Linked DNA regions of Mus musculus: region 2 is linked to region 1. The links are chromatin loops, found by intact Hi-C in ENCODE. Cell type or tissue: gastrocnemius. All regions are shown on one strand.

Evidence for each region. Peaks named below come from ENCODE experiments on the same cell type or tissue, not always from the same donor. Only the 100,000 strongest peaks of a DNase experiment are listed, where the experiment ranks them.
Region 2: it touches region 1 in a loop (2.1-fold over the local background); 5 of 42 quality-filtered maps call a loop at or near these places.

The regions. Positions count from the first base shown.
Region 1 is chr7:46,890,491-46,898,490 of GRCm38, reverse strand. It overlaps Tsg101 (tumor susceptibility gene 101), which reads left to right. Exons shown (of 10, transcript NM_021884.4): 8 at 5,931-6,133; 9 at 7,330-7,569. Among named protein-coding and RNA genes, the nearest start is that of Tsg101, 25 kb to the left of the region's middle. In gastrocnemius, no CTCF peak of the experiment used is centred here; no DNase peak of the experiment used is centred here.
Region 2 is chr7:46,813,119-46,821,118 of GRCm38, reverse strand. Gtf2h1 (general transcription factor II H, polypeptide 1) reads right to left here. Exons shown (of 15, transcript NM_008186.4): 10 at 6,915-7,003; 11 at 5,702-5,819; 12 at 4,645-4,735; 13 at 4,107-4,222; 14 at 1,905-1,997. It also overlaps the pseudogene Gm9392. Among named protein-coding and RNA genes, the nearest start is that of Gtf2h1, 21 kb to the right of the region's middle. In gastrocnemius, CTCF peaks have their summits at 3,676 (motif pointing right) and 4,717; no DNase peak of the experiment used is centred here; H3K27ac peaks cover 989 bases.

The DNA of each region.
Region 1 (8,000 bases):
CTTATTTCTTAGATAAAACTGTGGTATTATCCTCTGATCTCATTTGTGAAGACTTAAACATTTGTTACATTTGTTTGTGTATGTATATTCTCAGCACTAGTGTGCTCAGAAGACAAGTTTGGGGAATCTGTTCTTTCCTTCTACCACTGGGTCCAGGGATTGAACTCAGGTTATTCGGTTATTGGGCCTATTAGCTTACCTTTTGCCCATAAAAGTCTTGTAATTCACTTCAGAACATTAGTTTTGAAGAATTTTATAGCTTAGAAATTTTCCATTTATCCTCAAAATGAGCTTTTGTGGAAAATGATACATTTAAAGTTAGATTTGACTTGAGATTTGAAGAGTAGCCACATCAGCTAATACTTACCATGGTTTATAAAAACAGATCACCTGTGACCCAATGGTTTCAGTCATGACTGCAGAGCAGCTGCTCTGTGGTTGCCTGCACAAGACTGGACCTGACAATAACACACTAGTAGGTAGTGGTCTATTGAGTCCTTAGCCTCCTGCTAAACTATTGGCTATTTTTGAAAATTGAGGATTTTGAGTAAGTGGAGTCTCCTGTGGTGTGTTGTTGGTAGCTTTCTTCACTTTGCTTTACTGTGATCACATAAGGTTTTTGGTTTTTGGTTTTTTGTTTTTTTGAGCTAGAGCCTATTGCTTACATAAAGCTGGCACACTGTCAAACCTGAGCCCATCTAAGAGCCCTCATTAGCACCCTGCCAAGTACCATACATGAAGATTCTGTGTATGCAGTTGTTTGGAAGGTTTGCTCCTATGTCAGAAACTGACCTTTCATGTTGTTGTTATATAAAAAAGTAATCCTCGTGGTTTGACCTACTTTTGAGCAGATAGTTTGTGATAACTCAGGCTCCATGGTTGCTGTACAGTGACTAGTGTCTTCACTTACCCTTGGCTTTGTTTCCAGCAGGTTCTGCCTACTGTCAGTTCCAGTCTAAAAGTATTATTTGTCTTTTTTTTTAAACATGTATGTATGTATGTATGTATGTTCCTGTGTGTATGCTTTCATATGTGTATACAGATGTATGAAGGAAGACTAGAGATCGGCTTGGGTGTCTTCAATTTATACTCTACTTTTTGAGAAAAGGTTGAGAGCCAGTTTTGTGGACCAGGGGTTAAGGGTTAAAACTCAGAAAAGTCAGGGCAGAGATAATCAATCAGTGGTTAAGAGCACTGGTTGTTCTTCCAGAGGACCCAGGATTCATTCTCAGCACACATGTGTGGCTCACAACTGTCTGTAACTCAAGTTCCGGGAAATCTCACATCCTCTTCTGGCCTCTGCAGACAAAACACCTATACTCATAAAATTTAAAACATAGAATAATAAAATATTAGAAAAGCTACCGTTTATCATGTTTTCTGATAGGCTAATGATAGATTCACTCACTATGAATAATCATTCAATATGAAATGGTGTCTTTTATAGGAACTAGAGGTCAGTAAGTACTGTCAGAGAGCTTGGTGAGGTCATTTCATTTATCGTATGTTAAGGTGATTGCAAGACTGACCTAATTACTTGATGAGTTTTCTGTTCCCTAACACTGGGAAAATTATGTCTTATTTTCTAAGGGTTAAATTTGGTGATGGATACCATCTGACATGTTTTGAGCAGATATTAAAGTTTTGTAGAGAGAATTGCGTGTACTGTGTGGAAGCATCACCTACAATAAAAAGCCAATGGCCTGTTAATTGAGGCAGGAAATAAGAGGTGGGTGTTCTGATAGGGAGAGAGGAACTCTGAGATAGAGTCCGGCATGGGAAGATGACCACGATCTCTGCAGGGACAGATGCATGAAACTGAGGAGTCACCATCCATGTGGCACTCACAGAATAGAATAAAGGGGTTAATTAAGGAGTTAGTCAGGAAGCAAGCCCAAGTTCATGGCCTAGGCATTTATTCATAAAGAGTTTACTCTCAGATTCATTATTTGAGAATTGGGGGCACTGGTAGAAAAGCCCATAGTTACAAAGTTTTTGACCTTTTTCACTCCACAGTTCTGAAATCTACTTCTGCTTGCTTGGGTAATTGTCATTGTGTGGGGACTTGATATAACAGATTTGCTCAGTATATAGTAGATATGGAGAATATGGGATTTCTCTTCAGTCACTTAACAAATAGTGTGATGTCTAAAAGCTTAGACTCTTAAAGCAGTTCTTCTCTCGTGTTTCAGTGGAAAGCAGCTCACTGAATTTTGGATTAAAATTCAGAATGTTTGGGATTTTTTAAGATTATTTTCATTCATATGAGGGAACAGAGGCCCTTGGGCTGGAGGCACAGGTGGCTGTGGACTGCCACATCAGTCCCGAGAATTGAACCTAGATTTCATGTAAGGGCAGTGAGTTTTCCAAACCCCTGAGCTGTCTCTCCTGCCCCATCATTTCTACTACTTCAAAAACCCTGGGATTTTCCATTTCAGATTGTTTTGATTTTTGATATAGGGGTACCATGTTGGCCTCGAACTCACAGACACCTGTCTGCTTCCCAAGTGCTTTTTTCCTTCCTTTCTTTTTTCCTTTCTTCCTTTCTCTCTCTCTCTCTCTCTCTCTCTCTTTCTCTCTCTCTCTCTCTTTCTTTCTTTCTTTCTTTCTTTCTGGCAGGTGAAGGGTAAAGACAGGGTTTTTCTGTGTAGTCCTGTCTCTCCTGGAACTCACTCTGAAGACCAGGCTGACCTCAGACTCAAGAGAGATCCACTTGCCTCTGCTTCCCAAGTGCCAGAATTAAAGGCCTGTGCCACCACTGTCTGGCTCACTTCCTCTTTCTTGATAGTCTAGTTTCCATATGTGAGAGAAAACGTGACGTGTACGTGTGTGTGTGTGTGTGTGTGTGTGTGTAATACCTTCTATAACACTTTTTTCTTAACCTAGGCTTATTGCATAACCTTATTTAAGGCTTTGTTTTACTTTTTATGTATTATTTTATTTTGTATGTACCATGTATATGTAGGTACCTGTGGAGGCCAGAAGCAGACATGGAAACTCCTGGAAATGGGCTTAGAGGTGCCCAGGAGCCACCTGATATGGGTACTGGGAACCAAACTTGTGCAATGTGGCTAGGATGTCTGCCACCATGCCTAGTTCGAAAGCTAGCAGGGATCCACCCAGGGGTAAGCCAGGCAAGCACCCTTATCGGCTGCGCTATCATATTAGCTACTTTCCTAGTAACTGAACAGGGGGCCTGACAAAGTGAATGTAAGGTATAGTTACCTCATAGTTTGGGGGTAGTGTCCATCTTGCCGGGGAAATCAGGGTAGTGAGAATATGGGGACAGATGGTCACATTGCATCTGCAGCCAAGCAGCTCGTTATTCAGCCAAGGACCCTAACCCATGGAGTGGTGGCACTCACATTTAGGTCTTCCCACCTTAGCTGACCTAATCTAGATTAACCAGGAGAGCTACATCCACGGTTCCGTTGGAATTAGCCTCCCACAGACTTTATAGATGCTACGTAAACTAGAGTGGACAGGGACTTCCTTATGTTCTATGGGCTGTCTACTCTCTTGCGCAGAACTTTTTTAATTTGATGCAGTCCCATTTGTCAGGTGGTATTAACTGAGCTGTTGAGATCAGATTCAGAAAGTCACTGGGTACTCCTGGACCTTTAAGTCTTTCCTCAATATGCTGTTATGCTGTTGGAAATTCCAGAGTTTAGAGTCTTAAAGTCTTTGATTCTGTTTATTAGATTTTTTTCAGATAAGAGATAGGTACCTAATTTCGGTCTTCTACATTGGAAGTTTTGGGTTTTCATGACTTTCATCTTTAGTAAAAATCACATGGTAGAATACTTGAGCTTATTTCTGGCTTCTCCACTTTGTTCCATTATTCTGCATGCCCCTGGCTTTATAGTATGACTTGAAATGTGTGATGCCAGCATTGTATTTATGCTCAGGATGCTGTGGGCTTCTTGTGGTCTTTTGTATTTCTATATGGACCTTATGGAGAATGCCCTTGACCTAGTTTATAAGAACTATATAAATTCTAAAACTAAATGTGTATTCTTTAGGGATTTGAATTTAACATCAGTGTGACATGATCCATTAGACCAGATAAGGTGACTTTAACCAAATGTGTTGGTGCGCTTGTGTATGGAAAGCTCACATAAAAAGACCCTTAAGTTTTGTTGTTCAGATAACTTCTACAACACGGATAAATGAAACGGGGAGTGCTGCTGTTATCATCTGGGTACCTGATCATGGGGACAACAGCATTTTGCATCAGATAAACATAATAGAATTTCATATGGGTTATTGTAGACTGGGGTCTTTTAAAGACAAGTATAAACTCTATTCCTTATGTATCTTTGTCAGAATGGGCACATAGTAAGATCATCATCTTCGCTGGTCTTCTGATCTCTTGTAGGAAGTATCCCCTTTTAGGTGATGCGTGTTTTTTTTGCTTTGTGTGAGTCTGTGTGCACCAAGAGCAGATAGGAGCTCAGAGGGCAGATGGCCTGAAACTGAAGGTACAGGCACTCTGAGCTGCCATGTGTATGCTGGGAACTGAACATGGAGCCACTATAAGAGAAGGAAGTGTTCTTAACCATTGAACCATCTCTCCAGTCCCTCTTCCTTTTTGTCTTGTTTTGTTTTGGGGGGCAGGCTTTTTTGTTTGTATTTTATTTATTGTTATTAGGCTGAATGTCACAACATCTGACAGTTTAAGATTCCACAGAGAACTCCATGCTTTTGCTACTGAAAGACTGACGCACCTAAAAACTGAAGGTCTAGCGATTCCAAGCCTTCTGTGAGCACAGTCATTTACTTTCTACCCTCCCTCTTCCTTTTTTTTTTTTTTGATTTTTTGAGACAGGGTTTCTCTGTGTAGCCCTGGCTGTCCTGGAACTCACTCTGTGGACCAGGCTGGCCTCAAACTCAGAAATCCACCTGCCTCTGCCTCCCAAGTGCTGGGATTAAAGGTGTGCGCCACCACTGCCTGGCCCCCTCTTCCTTTTTAAAAACTACTTTATTAATTAGTACAGTGTAAGTAACCAGAGATTTTAATATGGCCTTTATCTTGTCTGGATGACGGAATAGTTAGGCCCTATTATTGTCATCATCATCATTATGGTTATTATTATACTTATTTATTTGTGTGTGTGTGTGTGTGTGTGTGTGTGTGTGTGTGTGTGTGTGTGTGTTTATGTCACGCGTGTGCTGATGCCCAGGTGCCCGTGGTGACCAGAAGAGGGTGTCAGATACCATGTAACTGGAGTTACAGGATTTTGTGAGCTTCCTGATTATGGGCACTTATAACCACAGAGCTGTTTCTCCCAACTCCTGAACAGTTAGTCAGAATGAGTCTATGAACGGGGCTTGTGGAATACATCTCTTTGATAGCAGCTGAAAAAATGTCTCCTACCCGTCTTGAATGGTGAAGTCTCTGTCTCTCTCTATTTCTCTGTCTCTGTTTGCCTGACTGCCTGTCTCCACCCCCACCCCACCCCCGTGTGTGTGTGTGTCTGTGTGTGTATGTGTGTGTGAGAGAGAGAGAGAAGGGGTGGGTGAGAGTTTGATGGTTCTCATTTTCACTTGTTGAATCAGGATCTCTCTTGGTTCTACTGCTGGCCTATAGACTTCCATGCAGTTCAGTTGCTGCCTCCTATCTCAAGACAAGAGTGTTGGATGAGGGCTGCTGCATCAGGCTTTTTACTTGGGTTCCAGAAATTGAACTAGGGTTGTCCGCTTATGGTATGTGCTCAGTGGTCTTAATTAAGTTTAGCAGTTCCAAGTGCGTCTTCAGTTCTAGCGTTCTGTAGAAGGATTGACACAACTCTTCAAACTATAATCAGCTGCTTACAGCAAAAGGATACAGATTATAATTGGCTAAGTGTTTGTGAGGAAGTCCAAGGGTTCTGAATGGCGAACACCTACCTGAGCCTTCATGTCCAGAGTTTGTGCATTATCTCCTGCAGGTCCCAGCAGAGATGGCACAATCAGTGAGGACACTATCCGTGCATCTCTCATCTCAGCAGTCAGTGACAAACTGAGATGGCGGATGAAGGAGGAAATGGATGGTGCCCAGGCAGAGCTTAATGCCTTGAAACGAACAGAGGAAGATCTGAAAAAAGGCCACCAGAAACTGGAAGAGATGGTCACCCGCTTAGATCAAGAAGTAGTAAGTAAGCCGGGCGTGGTGGCACACGCCTTTAATCCCCGCACTCGAGAAGCAGAGGCAGGCGGATTTCTGAGTTCGAGGCCAGCCTGGTCTACAGAGTGAGTTCCAGGACAGCCAGGGCTACACAGAGAAACCCCATCTCGAAAGAAAAAAAAACAAAAACAAAAAGTAGTAATGCACTGAAAACATCGTGGGTTGAATTACAGCTAAGGCAAAGGGTTCTGTGCAAACCTTGATGTTGTAAAGTAAAAGTTCAGTGAACAGTAGTTGTCTTCAGGTATGTGAACAGAGCTCTCTAAGCAGGATTGCTGGAATGTACCTATAATCTCAGTTCTCAGGAGCTGAGGCAGGTCATCAGTTAGAGGAAATACTATAGCCATAAGGTCTCAAGTGCAGCCTCATTGATCTTCCACTGGAAAGTGCTATCTAGAATACTGCACTTCTTCCAGGGTGAATTGCTGCCACTTCACAGGGAATATGAATTACAGAGTTCTGTGAATGGCAAACACACTTGGACCTTGAACTATACACTTAAGAGAGAATTGTATTTCTAAGCATTTAAGTCAGTATTAGAAGTGCCTTTCAGGGACATGGAGAGATGGTTTAGTGGTTAAGTGTCCAGCACCCATATCGGGGTACACACACGCACACACACACACTCACACTCTAATAAAAATGTGGCTCAGCAGCTTCTTGGTTTTGTCATCCAGAGACATCTGAGGGCCTGAGAGCTTCAAATCAATACAGCCTGTGCCCCTTCCCTCTCCAGGCTTTCTCTCTGTGTGTGTATAAAATGAGCATCATAATAGCCAACCATTTCAGTTTAAGAATGTAGTGCCGATGTAATGCAGAGCCTGCAGCCACCACCTGCAATGCGTTGTAGCTCTGAAAATCAAATCCTTCCCATAGATGGGAGGAATTTCTCCTATGGGAATTTCTTGTTTCATGATTGTCCATGGGGAGAGACTTTATTTTGGACTGTGTCTGGCAGTCCAGTTGGCAGTACCATGTATCTCTTTCACAATTACTTTCATTTTGGGGAATTTTCGTCATTCCTTCCCACATTCCACCAATATATTATTGGAAGTATTAGTCCGATGCTCCAAATACCGTCTGAGGTTGAGTTGTAGATGTGTCATAGCAAATAATCGTGTACAAATCAGTATAAAGTTATGCATGGACTGTTCTGTTTTCAGGCTGAAGTTGATAAAAACATAGAACTTTTGAAAAAGAAGGATGAAGAACTAAGTTCTGCTCTGGAGAAAATGGAAAATCAATCTGAAAATAATGATATTGATGAAGTTATCATTCCCACAGCCCCACTGTATAAACAGATTCTAAATCTGTATGCAGAGGAAAATGCTATTGAAGACACTATCTTTTACCTTGGAGAAGCTTTGCGGCGGGGAGTCATAGACCTGGATGTGTTCCTGAAAGTAAGTACCCTTCCTTCAGCTGCCAGGGCTTTGGGATCTGCTGCAGATTCAGTCACACCACCTACATTTGAGCTTATTGCCCACCCCCATTTTGTTTTGTTTTTAGTCCCATAATGGTCTTAGAGTTGGATAATTTTAGATTAGTTTTCCCAGATCAGATAGTTCTAGAAAGAAGTGGGTACCCTTTTTAATGCAGGTTATCTCTGGCTTGCTAATAGTGTACAGCCCGAAGTCTTAGTAAGCTTTGCTTATTGCCCAAGGAGAATATGGTTTTAGGAATAATAACCAGATACTCAGTATATTTGACCTCATTCCTGGTGAGAACACTCAGGTGAGTGGCTAAACCTTGTGCCTTGGATCTAATGTAAGCAGTGTGAGTGGCCGAGCGTACACTAGTGATCACAAAGAAGGTTCTACCACTGCCTTCTGGC
Region 2 (8,000 bases), 77 kb after region 1:
TTTACGGGTTAAAGACACAGAAGATGTTCCAATGATTTTGGTTGGCAATAAATGTGACTTGGAAGATGAGCGGGTAGTTGGCAAAGAACAAGGCCAGAATTTAGCAAGACAGTGGTGTAACTGTGCCTTTTTAGAGTCTTCTGCAAAGTCAAAGATCAACGTTAATGAGATATTTTATGACCTGGTCAGACAGATAAATAGAAAAACACCAGTGGAAAAGAAGAAGCCTAAAAAGAAATCATGTTTGCTGCTCTAGACCTGAAGTCAGCAGCAGCTCTGAGCCAGATTACAGAAATGAAGAACTGTTGCCTAATTGGAAAGTGCCAGCATTCCAGACTTCAAAAACGAAATCTGAAGAGGCTTCTCCTGTTTTATATATTATGTGAAGAATTTAGATCTTATATTGGTTTGCACAAGTTCCCTGGAGACAAAGTTGCTCTGTGTATATCTCTTGGAAAGAAGACATAGTATTTCTCCTTTGCAATAGCAGTTATAACAGATGTGAAATAAGATACTTGACTCTAATACAATTATACAGAAGAGCATGGATGCATTTCAAATGTTAAATGTACTACTATAATCAAATGATTTCATATTGACGTTTTTATCATGACTCCTCCCTGTCAAGCACTAAAAAATTGAACCATCATACTTTATATCTGTAATGATATAGATTATGAAATCTCCTCTCAAACTCATTGCAGCAGATAACTTTTTTGAGTCATTGACTTCATTTTATATTTAAAATTATGAAAATATCATCTGTCATTATATTCTAATTAAAATTGTGCATGATGCTTTGGAAAAATGGGTCTTTAATAGGGAAAAACTGGGATAACTGATTTCTATGGCTTTCAAAGCTAGAATATATAATATACTAAACCAACTCTAATATTGTTTTTTGTGTTTTACTGTCAGATTAAATCACAGCTTTTATGGATGATTAAATTTAAAAAAGAAAAAAGAAAAACCAGAAGGCCAGAAGAGCTGGCACTGGAGCCAAGCCTAACAGTCTGAGCTTGACCCTACATCCTACTTGGTCTGGAGAGAGAACTGACTCCTACACGTTTCTTCTGAGTGTAGCAAATACACACCTCCATCCTGCTTTAACACACTACATAAAATAGAACACAAAGAGAAGCAGTAGAATGATTCTCATAAAGGCTGGAAGGAGGCACTGCTGTGCAGCTGATAGGGCACTGAGAATATTTTCACTAACTGGCAAGTACTTTTTTTGGAACAGATCTCATTATGTAACTGGGGCTAGTGTAGTGAGAATTCTGGAATTTTGGTTTCTAAAAAAATAAAAAAAACAAACAAACAACAACAACAACAACAACACCCAAACCAACCAACCAACCAAACAAACAAAAAAACCCCAGAAATATTATAGGAATATCTTTTTGTTTTAAGTGCAAAACCTGGCTGCTCTGCCTTAGCTAACTGATTTGCCTCATGCTCTAACGGAGGCACGGTTTCACCAACTGCAGATATAGTTTCCAAGACTGTGATGTTGGAATTCTGGCAACTTTTCATATGGTATATAAATGTTTGGGAAGGCCTGAGAGGTGGGGTAGGGGTTGGCTGTGGTTTGTTAGTAGTCATGCTCAAGAAAAAAAGACACTAGATTCAGAGACCTCTATCTCTCTCTCTCCCATCTAGTGATAGGGAGTAAAATTGGGGAGAAAGGGGAGATAAAAGGGTGGGAAAAATAAGAACTCACAAAGCAGCAAAGGCCAGCTACAGATTAGCTTAAGTACACATACTTTATATACTCTTTTGAATGCAGTGAAGGTTTTAAAATGAAAAATAGCATCCTGAGCAAAGAAAAGAACAATGTACTCGCATATATGAGAACAAAGTTAATTTCATCATTCAGAAAGAGGCAGACAACTGGGGCTTACATTTGTGCTTAAATACTGCCTCCGAATCTTTTCTTGGAATGGGCAGAGCTTTGTAACTTGGAACCGTTCCAAATTACTCTTCATTTTCACTACCTAAAAAAGATGAGAAACAATGAATTACAGAGAAATTGTAAAGAACCTGCAGGAACTGAGAGAAAGACTGTCTTCTAAGAGGTGACTTCTGTTAAAATGTGTGTATTTCACTACTATCACTCATCTTTATGCTTATAATTTATGTCCCACATATTTAGTCATGTGAACATAAACCTTTGCAAGGAATCCGTTCATACCACTTTAACATGAACATCTTTTATTCAGTAGATAATTGTCTCAATCCCTGTCGTAATTACGTGAGCATAAACACACGCAGAGGCGGTTCACACTGTTTTAAAACTTCTCTTCATGTGAACATCTTTTACTCAGTAAGTACTTGTCTCAGTCACCATTTTAAATGGCCACACAATGTTTGACTTTTGTGTCTAAACCATGCTTTCTCAGCCAGTTCTCTTGGGTATTTGAGCCTTTTCTGTCCCCCCCACGGCCCCCCCCTCCCCAGGGTTTCTCTGTGTAGCCCTGGCTGTCCTGGAACACTCTGTAAACCAGGCTGGCCTCAAACTCACTTTTTTCTACTGATTTAATCTTACATGATAGCATAGGAACAATTTCTCTAGCTAAACATTTATACATACTTTAATTTCCTTAATGTAAGTTTTTATTATTTACTTCGTGAAAATGTATTTTTTTTACACATGTAAGTGTTTTGCCTGCGGGTATGCTATGTGTGCCTTTTGTCCTCTGTTGGAACTAGAGTTATAAGTGATTACAAGCCACCATATGAGTGCTGGGAACCAAACTCAGATGCTCTGCAAGAATAACTGCTCTCAACTGCTGAGCCATCTTTTCAGGTCCAACTTTAAGGCAATTGTTTTTTTCAAGACAAGTTTTCTCTGTGTAGCTCTGGCTGTCCTGATACTTGCCCTGGAGACCAGGCTGGCCTCGAACTCATTGAGATCCACCTAACTCTGTCTCCCAAGTGGTGGGATTAAAGGTATTTGGCCCTATTACCTGGCACTTTAAAACAAAATTTGAAATGAGTTTGCTATATATATTTATTTAGGATAGGGTCTCACTACATATAACCCTGGATGCCTTGAACTTCCTATGTCAACCAGGTTATCTTCAAATTCAGAGTTCTGGAGTTAAAGGCTTGCGTCACCATTCCCAGCTGATGTTTACATCTTGAACTCAAGGTTTTATCTCCTCTGTTTGATTTTGACTCCAGCCTGCTTGTTTCTTGTATTCTCTAGAGTGCTGCTTGTTAGGTCCCCTGACTACTGTTTTTACTCTGTTCTCCCTCTTCTGCTGCTGAGTGAGTCCTGGACTTCGAGCATACTAAACACATGCTCTGCCGCCAGCTTCACCACCTGCCCCGTCTTTTCCTTAATATTTGCTCAAGGAGCAATGTATACAAGGAAGCTAGTATTGCTACTGATGCTATAAATATTTTTGTTAACTGCTCTTTAATAGGCAACAGGAGTTTTAAACTTCAGACATTTCATGCTAGAGCTTGGGACGAAATTTAGTGGTAAAAGACTTGTGTGGTATCTCTGGGGTTAACCCTAGGACTACAAAAAGAAGAAAAAAAATCTAGTGCTGTTTGATGTCAGTCTTTATTTGTTGGTTTTTATTTTTTATTTATTTATTTTTAAAAATTTATTTATTTATTATATGTAAGTACACTGTAGCTGTCTTCAGACACTCCAGAAGAGGGCATCAGATCCCACTACAAATGGTTGTGAGCCACCATGTGGTTGCTGGGATTTTTGAACTCAGGACCTTTGGAAGAGCAGTCGGTGCTCTTAACCGCTGAGCCATCTCTCCAGCCCCCTATTTTTTATTTTTATTTGTGATTTTAATCAATAAAAAATGTATCAAATAAACAGCAAGCTGAGTCTGTTTTCCAATTGTTTATGGTCTAGACGTAGAGTGGCTAAACTGTATGCTCAGAGTTAGACAATTGCCATGTCTCAATTTCCTAATCTACGAAATGGGAATTATGACTAATACCTTCTCCATAAAGACACAGGGAGGCTTACGTGATGTATGGATGCCTAACAGTCATCCTAAGCTGGCCCAAGGTAATGCATGTTCACCTCTCGGCCACTACCACAGCAGCTGGTTGTAATTACAATCAGTTCTAACCTTTTCTTCTAGGAATGGTGTATTAACAGGAAAGCAAGACCAAAAATGCCGCAGAAGTTCCCCAACAGCCACATACAAGTGTTTCAATTCAGACTGAATATCGTTTGGCACCATCTCTGCAAAAAGAAGAAGAGAGCCGTAAGGCAACAGCTACTCCCAGTCCTAAAAATGACCACTCCAGGTGCTGAATGTAAAGTTCAGCAGAGCAGTGTATGCACAACTTGAAGGAGGTCAAACTTTCACCAAAATATCCCAACCCGTTAAGGAAAAAGTAATACAGTACTGGGAGGTGTCTCATGGATACAGACGCTTACTGCCAAGCCTGGCAACCTGAACCCAGGAACTTACAGAGAGGAGAGAACTGACTCTTCCTGAGTCATATGCCACCACCTCCACATGTGCCATGGCACTCTGACAATTTCCTCACCCCCAATAAAGAAATGTAACAATTCAAAAGACAAGCCAGCACAGCCTTAGCATTTCTTTAGCACTAACTGAAGCAAAGAGGAAAAGGGAAAGAAGGTGGCCCACCACGTACGGTTTACGGCTTGCTGTGTCCCTCCCTGCATAAGAGCTCCTCCAGGTGACAGGGCTGTGATGGTGCTACTAGCAGCACTGCTTGAGAGAACCTGCAAGAAAGGAGTCAAGAACTGACTGACCTCCCTTTCAGCATCTGCCTCAACAGTTGTTCTACTCCCATGCAAATACACTATGCACAGCAACCAGAATGAACGACATTTCTTGAGGCTAGAAATAGTCTGTGTAGAAAACCCATCTGCCAGGAATATAGCAGACCCCATAACAGAACCTTAAAAACAAACAAGCAAAAAATTCAGGTTCCCTGGAGCTGAGTTACAAGTGGCTGTGAAACCCACTGTGGGTTCTGGGAGCCAAGTGTGAGTCTTTTGAAACAAGAACAGCATAAAGTGCTAGTTTCTGAACCACCTAACCTCTCTGCCTGCTACGATTCTGACTTCTGAGGCTTTAGTTAACTATGGTCTGACATTACTAAACAGTAATGTAAGTAAGTAAGTAAGATACTTCTGTTTGTAAAGACGCTGCTGCCAAGCTTGACAACCTGAATCCAATCCCTGGGACCCACATGGTAGACAGAGCCAAGCTGTCCTATACGCTTGCAGTTCTGCAACTGCTCTGGCTCTCAGTTTCCTAATCTATGGGTCTGAGTTTTATAGACGCAACTACTTACATACAGCTCCTAGTACACTATACATTTTCCCAAAAATGGCCCCACAAAACCCAGTATAAAAAGCAACAAATGAGCCAGGCAGTGGTGGTGCACGCCTTTAACACCAGTGCTTGGGAGACAAAGGCAGGCAGATTTCTAAGTTCGCCAGCCTGGTCTACAAAGTGAGTTCCAGGACAGCCAGGACTACACAGAGAAACCCTGTCTCAAAAAACCAAACCAAAACAAAACAAAAAAACCCCCAAAACCAAAAAAAACAAAAACCAAACAAATAAACAAACAAAAAAAACCCCCACAACAAATATTCAGCCATACAGTTCAACTGGCTATGCTTACAACCTGAGGTAGTGGCTACAAGAACTCTGGCCGTAAAACAGTAGAAGTCACTTACCTGAGTTAACTTGGGTGTGTAAGCTTCCATTTCTTGTCTAATACTTTGAAAAGAGTTAATAATGTCCTGACTTGTTGCATACTGCAGTGACTGAATTGGAGTAGGACCATGGTAATACCTAGGTATCAGCACAGAAGTAACCAATTATATATATATATATATAAAATCTGCCTTTCAAATATTTTTGTATCAACAAAACATTCCCTTACAGCAAAAAGAAATTTCCCGTTTGAGTTTTACTTTTTAAAAGAACTATTTATTTTATGTATATGAGTATACCATCACTGTCCTCAGACACACCAGAACAGGGCATCGGATCCCATTACAAATGATTGTGAGCCACCATGTGGGCACTGGGAATTGAACCCAGGTCCTCTGGAGGAGCAACCAGTGCTCTTAACCACTGAGCCATCTCTCCAGTCCCAGCTCTATTTTCACTGTTAGTTCTATACTATGTGGTTGTGGGCAGGTATGTGCATGTGGGTGCAGGTGCTTGTAGAACCCAAATGTTGGATCCTTGGAACTGACATTCCAGGTGGTTGAGTCACTTTTGGGTGTTTGAAATCAAACTAGGGTTCTTTGCAAGAGCAACATGAGTTGTCACTGAGCCATCTCTCCAGCTCTTGTAATTTAATTTCTATAAATGGCAGTAAGAAAGAAACAGCATGAAAATTCAAAATTTGAGCCTGTGAGATAGCTCAGTGGGTAAAGGACCTGCTGCCAAATGTGATGACTTGAGTTGGGTCCCAAGTGGAAGGAGGAAACTGATCCTAAGCTGACCCTGACTTTCACACTTGCTGTGATACATAAATATACACCGTGTAATAAAAATTAAGTTTCCTTGACCTTAATCATTTAGGATGTATTCCAGGTATGTATAAAGTTGAAAAAAAGAGATTTATTTTATTAGTGTTTTGCCTGTATATCTATCTGCACCACATGTGCCTGGTGTCAGGAGGGAGCTGGATCCCCTGGAATTTGAGTTCTGAATGAGTCTTATTATTAGCTCAGGCTAGCCTTAAATTTGCTGTACAACTGAGGACATCCTTGAACTACTGCTTCTACTTAAGTCACGGTCTCATACAATTACATCAAGTTCTTTAATAAAGCAAACTTTTAAAGCACTTTATGGCAACAAACTGACTTCAGACTGGCAGAGTACACTCTGCAATGATTGTTGCATAAGTGTTTCGCTTCCATCAGCCAAACTAACCTGTCTGACTTCTTGAGATTCAGTGCAATCGTTTTCACAGAATTGTTGTTTCCCAAGTCTTCATATTCAATGGACTCCTGCAACTTTGCCTGCAATTAATGATATGGTATTTTTGTTAGAAACTAACTGAAATTTCAGAGCATAAAAAATAAAGCCCGTCTACCATGGTTAAGCCAGTATTTCACCAATAACCAACATGAAGTAAGTACTGGTTCCTACATTTTGGTCATACCAGTTATTACATCTAAAAAGTTTTTTGAGACAAAGTCTCTCTGTGTAGTCCTGGCTGTCCTGGATCCCTCTGTAGACCAGGCTGGTTCTGAATTCAGAGACCCACCTGCCTCTGCCTTCTGAGTGCTACAATAAAGGGCATGGGCCACCATACTTGGACTTTAAAAAAAAAACAACAAAAACGAGTGATAAGTAGTTTATGAGACATAGCCTTTTTTTCCCCTACTTGGTTTTTCGAGACAGGGTTTCTCTGTATAGCCCTGACTGTCCTGGAACTCACTCTGTAGACCAGGCAGGCCTCGAACTCAGAAATCCGCCTGCCTCTGCCTCCCTAGTGCTGGGATTAAAGGCATGTGCCACCATTCCCGGTTGAGACATAGACTTTTGATCCTTCTATCTGTTTGCTAAAGGCATTATAGGCATACACTACGATATCTGATGCTGTGAGCTTTTTGAAGTAATGTAGACATTCTCTATTTTTAATTGGGCCATATATATCCTGCTACAACAAGCTGAAGATACAGAATACTGAAACGTGTTTTTAATCCCGATAAAGCTATCACAAAAATAAGATTAGGTTCATTTTATGGTTTGGTGCTGGGGAACTGAACCTAGCCCCCTGTGAATCTTCAGTTAAGCTATTTACCACTAAGCTATATCCTATTAGTTTTTTACAAAGTAACACTAGCCACACAAACCTCATCTATGTTACAGACATTACCCCTCCTTTCCTTAAATGTAGAAATGGAAGAGTATAAACTTTAAAGTTTTCTTATGTACTGCTGACAGGCATCTAAGTAAGTATCCTTTCTATAAATAGGGAGAAGAGACTTAATGAAATGAAGTAAAGAGCAA